Regions from separate parts of the Mus musculus genome. Here all the other regions are linked to region 1. The links are chromatin loops, found by intact Hi-C in ENCODE. Cell type or tissue: heart. All regions are shown on one strand.

Region 1 (2,500 bases):
CTTTCCCCTATTATAATGTGTCTTGATTTTCCCCCAAATTTTTCAGTTCTTAGTATTATTCCCATTTTCTGGGAGAAGAAACTGAGGCTCAGATTCTTATAGTTATCTAAGGTCAAACTGAGGCTAAGTTGTAGAATAAAAATGTGCCTCTTCTCTCTCTCTTTCTCACTTTCTCTCTTTCTCCCCCCCCCCCATGTGTGTGAGTGTGAGTGTGAGAGGGAGAGAGAAAGAGAGAGAGAGAGAGAGAGAGAGAGAGAGAGAGAGAGAGAGAGAGAGAGAGAGAGAGAGGTGCATTTGGATGTATGGCATACTAGTGCACCACAGCATGCTTGTGGAAACCAAGAGACAACCTCAAGGGTTAGTTCTTAACATCTACCTTGTCTAAGGTGCTGTTCACTGCTGCGTACTATCTCAAGCTAGGGTTCCTGCTTCCAGTTTATGAGGCTCTGAGGATTTGAACTCTGTTCCTTATGCTTGCCCAGTAGATGCTTCATCCACTGAGCCACCTCAGCCTCCAGTGTACCTCTTTTGCAAGTGCCTTTCCTCACTTCAGGTTACCAGCACTGGCAATGTCTGATGTCACCATCACCCTGGAAACCAATCGATAGCTAATTATTAATAACTATGAAAATATTTTTGCTCTATAGCTTCAGTTAGGATTATTTGAACTACATAGAATAAAATCTTCTAACCCTGAATATCTCCTTTGGGAGTTGATTGAGTAGCCTCGTTTGAAAATGATCAAGGGACTGCCTTTAATGGTGCATGCTTCTAGAATCTACTATGATGTGTTTTCATATTTCAGTAATAGATTTTTACTGAAGGAGGCAAGCTGAAAGTTTAGGAAGGACTGGGTGACACTGGCCACACTTGACAGGCAACATGACTTTGGCATGTTCTTGTCCCCATCTATAAAATGGGTAGGCACAATCCTGTACCACCCAGTCTCCTGCATTGACTGCAAAGATCCATGTGGAATTAAAAAAAAAAAATCTGCTGCAAATCACAGCGAACCACACAGGGACGCTATTTCTAAACTCGCACAATGATCATGTTCCTGCTTTTAGAACTGACGTCTTCCCATTTCAAGAAATCAGAAAAAGGCAGAACGTCTCTTTTCAATAGAGAGTACCCAGAATCCTGGTCGTCCTTCCCAGATAGGTGCCGATGTCAGCTCAATCAGGAAATTATTAACCTCCATTTGGTTACTTAAAATAAACTCTGCTGGCTGATGAAATGTTCTTGAACACCAAGAAAACATTCCCCTGCATTTAGCAACGGCAAAGGCATCCCTCAAAACTATTTAAAATCAATAATAAAAACCATTTCAATGTATATAAACAAGTTAATCGAGTAGGCGAAAACAAAGCAAATTTCTTAATGAGAGGCCCTGTTGCCCCCTCAAGGCGCCTGCAGTAAATGCTGGTCTGTGACTCTCCTCCCCAGGAGCCTGGCTGCTGCTGTTCTGCTAACGTCTGACTTAGGCCAGGGGGGAAATGACATCACCCGGGTGGAAAACCGATCCTGCACCGGGAAACTTTCTACCTGCTTTCCATTTGTCATAATTATTTTGCACAATGCAGCTTCCATTTGCATAATTTTGAGGCGTGTCATTATCTCAATTGAAAATTGTTTTAATATGGCTGAATAACTCACAATGACATCAGCCGAAGTCCTAATGAAATATACAAGTATAATCATACAGCTAATTACCAGCCGTGTTAACATTAAAAAACAAATCATGCATAATATTAGACTATGTATAAGCAGCTGAGGATTATAAATAGAGCCGCCCTCTCTCCACAAACCCCCTAGAGTTTACTTTTAAATGGCAAGATTAATTTTCTGAGGTATGGCTCATACAGTAGATACGAAATGCCTAGATCATTACAACTCCCCATAAGGAACAATTAAAAAGAGATCGTGTGTTTAAAAAACGTATCTATTCATTGTCAACAGTTCTGACAGACAGATGGGATCGTCTGTGGATTTTATTCTTAAATCAGAATTTGCCGTTTAGTTACATCAACAGAAATTAAAGAGGACCTAGTGGGGTCAACTCGGGGTCTTTTAAACAAATATTCCAATTTCAATTAAAAAAAAAAAGAGTGACCACAAATATCCCATAAAACACTGAATGATTTCCTCCTGGGTTTAGTCCGAAGTCTGTTAGGCACCAGCTCTTTTCTGGATATTTAATCCTTCCCTTCTCCAGATCACAGGCCATGTTGAAGTAATAAATTTGAAAAGCAAATAATAAGAAATCAGGAAGGGGGAGGGAGAGAAGGAAGACAGCTGCGCAGCAAAGTTGGGTCGGGGGAGGGGCTTGAGCCCAGGGGGGTGGGGAGGAAGGCGCTCAACCTGTTGGTGGGCTGCAGGGGTCCCACTCTGCATCCACACACCACCTTAGTCAGGCTGCAGGCGGAGCCCGGAAAGCCGAATGCTTACACCCTAGGCTTTTCGGGGAGGGCGGGGGAGGGGTGTGTGCCGGGAGGAGGGC
Region 2 (2,500 bases), 190 kb before region 1:
GTGCCTTTTCCCCTAGGAGAGTTAGGAATTTATCCTAGTGTTTTCTTTAAAATCTTTTCAGCCAGAAATTCCACTAAGAGTTCATCTGTCCATTGCTTGACATATGGGCTCAACCTAATTTTATTCCAGATGGGATTTTATTCTGTATATTATTTTGTTAGTAAAAAATTTAGTTCCTACTATCCTGATATGTCTGGAATAAGCTTTTCTTGGGCACGGTTTAATATTATTTTAATATAGTTTGAATAAATAATTTGTGTATATAATTTCATCTATTTATGTAAACATGAGTGCATCTGTCTGAATGTATATACCTGTGAAAACATCTGCCTTTGTAGCCGGGATCTTACTAAGCTTTCTGCATCTTGGCAATAAGATGACAGAGAACTCATAAAGAACGCTTTACCCATTCCTAGTCTTCAGTTCTTTGAAACGGTTCTAAAACTATACAAACCTGGTGCTTTTTGGACAGGAAATATTTGCGTGCCAAGCAAATCTTTAATTCTATGGGCTTCAGAACATTTTGTTAGTTTTTTTCCCCACCTTAGGAAAAAAAATATGTTTTAAAAATCCCAGTTCTCTAAGCTTGATTCTAATAAATTAAACCATCCGTTGGCTCTGTTTTCTTTGCTAACACTATTTATTGAGAACCTCTCCTTGTATTGTTTTTCCTCTTTTTTGTCTCATTAATTCTCAAATTGCCTTAAAAGGCTGAGACCTGGAGGTTTTGGGAGGATTCAGTTTGGGGAATTTTAGGGCTGAAGAGGGGGATGATGGAGAAGAGTCTAGACAAAATGACCGGATGAAGGCTTAGCCACCACGACAGGGCCGCATGTCTCATCCTGACAGGTTAGCAAGATCTCAATAATGCCTTGTTTTTTCACAGTTGTCAAGTACAGATACATGTCATGTTTACCATTTGTTTACTTTTCATTTTTGTGGAAATAAGTATCGTACTTATGTCGTGGATTTCTATGAGGGCTAATGATGAATGGAGACCTCTGCCCCTCCCCCAATCCAAAACCAAACCAAACCAAAGCAACGTTTTAAGCAGTGCGGGTAGTGTGCATGGTCAGATCATTAATTACTCCAGTCGTCACTGCATCAGTGAAGTGACAGGCCCAGGCTTGAAAAAAACACCAAAACATGGTTGTCAGTAGACTTAACTATACAAGATGCTGTGCCCCACCCCGAGGGCCTTGCTACCGGGCAATCTATCTCATGTTGGCGGTTCTCTCGGCTCTACAGTGAATGATAAGCTGCCATAGAATGAAGTAGGGTGACTTGAATGTGGCTGTATCTAGCACGTTACAGACTTTCTGAAAACTGAGTTTATTCTTCCCATCATTAGATTTAACCAAAAAAGTCGGGCTGGAGCCAGAGGCCATACCCGTGAGCACCTCCTAGTGGTTGCTTGTTCAGTGACTGACTTACTCCTTAAGTGAGAATTTAACTCCTGCAGTGTGTAAATCCACAATGAAATAGAGCATCACCATTCATGAATTAATTTCTTCTTTCTTTTTTGGGGGGGATGGGGAAGGAGAGGCACAGTGTCATTGCTTTACTGTGTTGGGGAGACACGGAATATCTGCAGTTAGTGTAGCCAAAGACAGATTGGCCATCTGGCTTTTCTAGATCTTCATTGTCCCGTTTGATATCCCGCTACATGTGGCTCCTCAAATGTAACGGACAGAATTCAGCACTCAGTTCCCTTGTCACAGTGGGCACATTTTAGGGGCTCAGTCACCACACTGGCCGTGAGACATGATATTGGAAAAGACTTCCATAAACATTTCTACCACCCCACCCCCGGGAAGTTATACTGGACAGTTGGATCCCACAGCGAGTCAGTAACAATGAATGCAGTGGGGATTCTGAGAAGAGACCTGAGTGACCACGAGGTGGCTGGCTGAATGCCTGTGGTTCTGACCTATACACGAGGCAGCTGGCTGGATGCCTGTGGCCCTGGAAAAACATGATTAAAAATAGTCTGCTATTTCAACAGATGCTTCACAATGTTAATTCTGGTAACTTGCCCAGAGGTCCTTGAATTCAGGAATTCTGAATCCATGTAGCACAAATTAATGCAATTCATTTATCTATCTATCTATCTATCTATCTATCTATCTATCTATCTATCTATCTATCTATCTATTTATTTATTTATTTATTTATTTATTTATTTATATTTTTGTAGATCAACCTTATGGCTCTCTCTTCTCTTACCCCACTCCTGACCACTGGTCATTTCCAGCTCTTCCTCTCCACTTAGGCTTACTGTAAATAACCACTCAGACCCTGATCGCTATCAGCTGTAAAACATTTGTTCTCTTTGGCCGTTTTCCTGGAATGTATCATTAGGTATTTTCATTGCTTTTGTGCCCCAAGTGAATCTTTACCAAAGGTATTGTCCCGTTCTGACAACATTTACCAAGCAAACCTGATTTAAAAAAAAAAAAATCATGAAGTTTCCTGTTGTGCTTGAATCTCATCTACAGAG
Region 3 (2,500 bases), 740 kb before region 1:
TCTCTCTCTCTCTCTCTCTCTCTCTCTCTCTCGTCATTTGTTTGTTGCATTTTTATCTAAACACTAACAGTTCAAATGCTCCAAAGTAGGGAATCCTGGTCTCACCTTGGTATTCCACTCCCACATCTCAGGGTTCTTCCTCTCCGTAGAACAGAATCACACCCCCTGCCTTCCTCTTACCCCTCCTTGCCTCCAGGAAGGATACCATGGGGTTGGGTTCTCTTAAGACAGCAGCATTAATATGCTTGGTCATTCCTTCCCTGGAACAGGTCTGCAGAGTCGCTACATTGGAATTCTCCCTCTCCCTGAAGGGGTCTGTCTGTAACAGCCCCCTCTCTCTTGCCTTGTAGCCACCCTCTACTACCACCTCAGCTTCACTTTCCTCTGAAATGCCAAAGCAAGATGAAATTGATGAAGTCGGCGTGTTCTTCCCTAATGGGGTGAGCCAGGCTTTCTGAGCACCCCGCATAGTGACCAGGGCAAGGGACTTGGATCCTGAAGACCGGGCAGCAGATTTGAACTGGACCACCAATCACCAGCTGCGAGACTTTAGGCAAGTTCTTTTAGCTTTCCTGAACTTATCTGTCTAAGCTCGCTGGGGCTGGCTTGAAATATGTGCTCTTGATTTTGTTCCATTATCTACGCTGACTACATTTAAAGGTTTGTACTTTTTTTTTAAAGGGGGGAGGAAGAAAGTGGGGTATGGGGGGGTAAGTAAGGCTATCAAAGACTGGTTCTCCTCCGATGTTCTGGAAAGGCTGAGAGAGGGACTGGCCCCGGGCATCCTTCAGAGCCTGGCCTGCCTCGGGGCAGCTAGCCTCTATTAGCACCTGCCTCCCCTCCCCCATGTTTAGCCATAGCTGGGTCCAGCGAAGCTCTTAAGGGTAGGTGAGAGAGTTCTTGGAAGGCTCAGCTTCCACAGGGTTCCCCCCCACCCCTCTCCCCCTTTCTAGACTCCTTGATGGTATGGAACCACTTCTCTTACCCCCACTGTCCTCCTCTGCGAAGGTTGGTAGCGGCAATCCGCCAGCTTCCCGCGCTCCAGTCAGTTCTACCATCATCGGGCGTCTTGCCCTGGGCTGGCTTCCCTGCTCCCCATTCTCTCCGCCGCCCGGGAGCTCCCCCTCGGGGCGGCGCGAGGCGGCAGCCTGCGGGGTTGGCGACAGCGCGGGGGAGAGGGGCGGCTGCTGCAATCCTCCCGCCCACGTGCACCGACGGCAGCGAAGCGCCAGCAGTCGCCAGGGCCCGCGCCTCCCGCGCGGGTGGGTGCTTCACCTCTGGGGCTGGTGGGGGACCCGTAACCTGAGTCCCACCGCCGGGACCTCTATTTGCATAACCCGACCCCCCATTTCTTCCCTACCCAGGCTGGAGATGAGAGTCGGGCTCCCCACCGAGGCGTCGTCTTGCCTGTGGTCAGCGCGGGGGCCGCGGGACTGGCCGGAGCGCAGGCGGAGCGGGCTGGCGCACGTGGTAAGAGCACCACTATTTCTTCCTTTTCTCCCCCCTCTCCCTTCGAAACAGGGCTTTGCAGGGTTTTTAAGAGGGTGGGATACCCACAGAGGTTTCGCTGAGCGTTCTCTCCTGTCCCCTTTGAATTTGATCCCCAATTGGAAAGGAGATCGCGCGCAGAGCACGATCGAGAAACTTTCCCAGATAATGCTTTTGGGCGTTTGAAGTAATGGCGAGGACCATTCCCGGGAGAACAACTTTCACGGTTGGCACGAGGAGAACAGCGCTGCTCAGAGAGCGGCGACAAGCCGGCTCCTGGTGGCACTGGGGCTCCCCTGACCACCGTACTCCAATAGGGCAGGAGCCGGCGCGCTGCGGCCGCGGGCATCGCAGGTGATGGGCGGGAGAGCGCCTGCAGCGCCGCGCTCCCTCCACGGCGTGGCGCCGTGGCTCCTGCCCGCTGGGGATCCTCGCTGCTCCGGGTAGCGTGGGTCAAGAAAGAGAACAGCCTAGCCCGGTCTGAATCCCTTTTCTGCGGGACTTTGAAGCTGAGAAGGGCAGGGCAGTTTCCCAGCTTGCGTCTGCTATCCCAGGCTACGTAGATCCCGGAGCCTCGGGCTTGGGTACCCTGCAGTAGCCAGAGCGCATCGGAAGAGGGCTGGGCGCGTGGGGAAGGTGGGAACCGAGTGTCCGGAGGGCCAGCAGTTTTAGCTCTCTTAAAAGTTTTTGGTCATTTAGCAGGAAGCTTTCTCCTGGAAGGGCTTGTTTATTTATTGACTTATTTATTTGCCGGGGAAAACACGTGTGGGGGCCATGGCTACCAGAAACTGTGCCATTTGTTGTCACTCAGCGCAGAGGAAGCTCTAAGCAAGGGCGTGGGGGGGGGGCTATTCCTGGGGTAGACCTTAGGCGCGGGTGGTAGGATGCACCCCTCCCCGTGGGGGGGGTGCGGGGGGTTGGTGAGTTGTGAAGATGAAGGCAGTGTCTTCCTAGGATATCCTGACTGTCGCCAGGCAGGCAGGCGCACACACGCGCGCTGTCAAGAGGGAGG

The links. Peaks named below come from ENCODE experiments on the same cell type or tissue, not always from the same donor. Only the 100,000 strongest peaks of a DNase experiment are listed, where the experiment ranks them.
Region 2: a loop joins it to region 1, with 4 times the contacts of the local background. A loop is called at or near these places in 4 of 42 quality-filtered maps.
Region 3: a loop joins it to region 1, with 5 times the contacts of the local background. A loop is called at or near these places in 3 of 42 quality-filtered maps.

Annotation. Positions count from the first base shown.
Region 1 is chr10:68,274,024-68,276,523 of GRCm38, forward strand. All of the region lies in intron 2 of Arid5b (AT rich interactive domain 5B (MRF1-like)), which reads right to left. Among named protein-coding and RNA genes, the nearest start is that of Arid5b, 3.5 kb to the right of the region's middle. In heart, CTCF peaks have their summits at 1,034 and 1,402; a DNase peak (open chromatin) is centred at 1,468; H3K4me3 peaks cover 1,261 bases; H3K27ac peaks cover 1,034 bases.
Region 2 is chr10:68,088,426-68,090,925 of GRCm38, forward strand. No RefSeq gene overlaps it. Among named protein-coding and RNA genes, the nearest start is that of Gm51770, 61 kb to the right of the region's middle. In heart, CTCF peaks have their summits at 1,401 (motif pointing left), 1,602 and 1,940; a DNase peak (open chromatin) is centred at 1,906.
Region 3 is chr10:67,534,269-67,536,768 of GRCm38, forward strand. It overlaps Egr2 (early growth response 2), which reads left to right and starts at 1,231. Exons shown (of 4, transcript NM_001373983.1): 1 at 1,231-1,262; 2 at 1,365-1,470. The coding sequence starts at 1,372. Gm32255 (a long non-coding RNA gene) reads right to left here and starts at 1,912. Exons shown (of 4, transcript XR_380523.3): 1 at 986-1,912. In heart, a CTCF peak has its summit at 1,137; DNase peaks (open chromatin) are centred at 1,203 and 1,913; H3K4me3 peaks cover 1,748 bases; H3K27ac peaks cover 1,208 bases; H3K27me3 peaks cover 1,889 bases.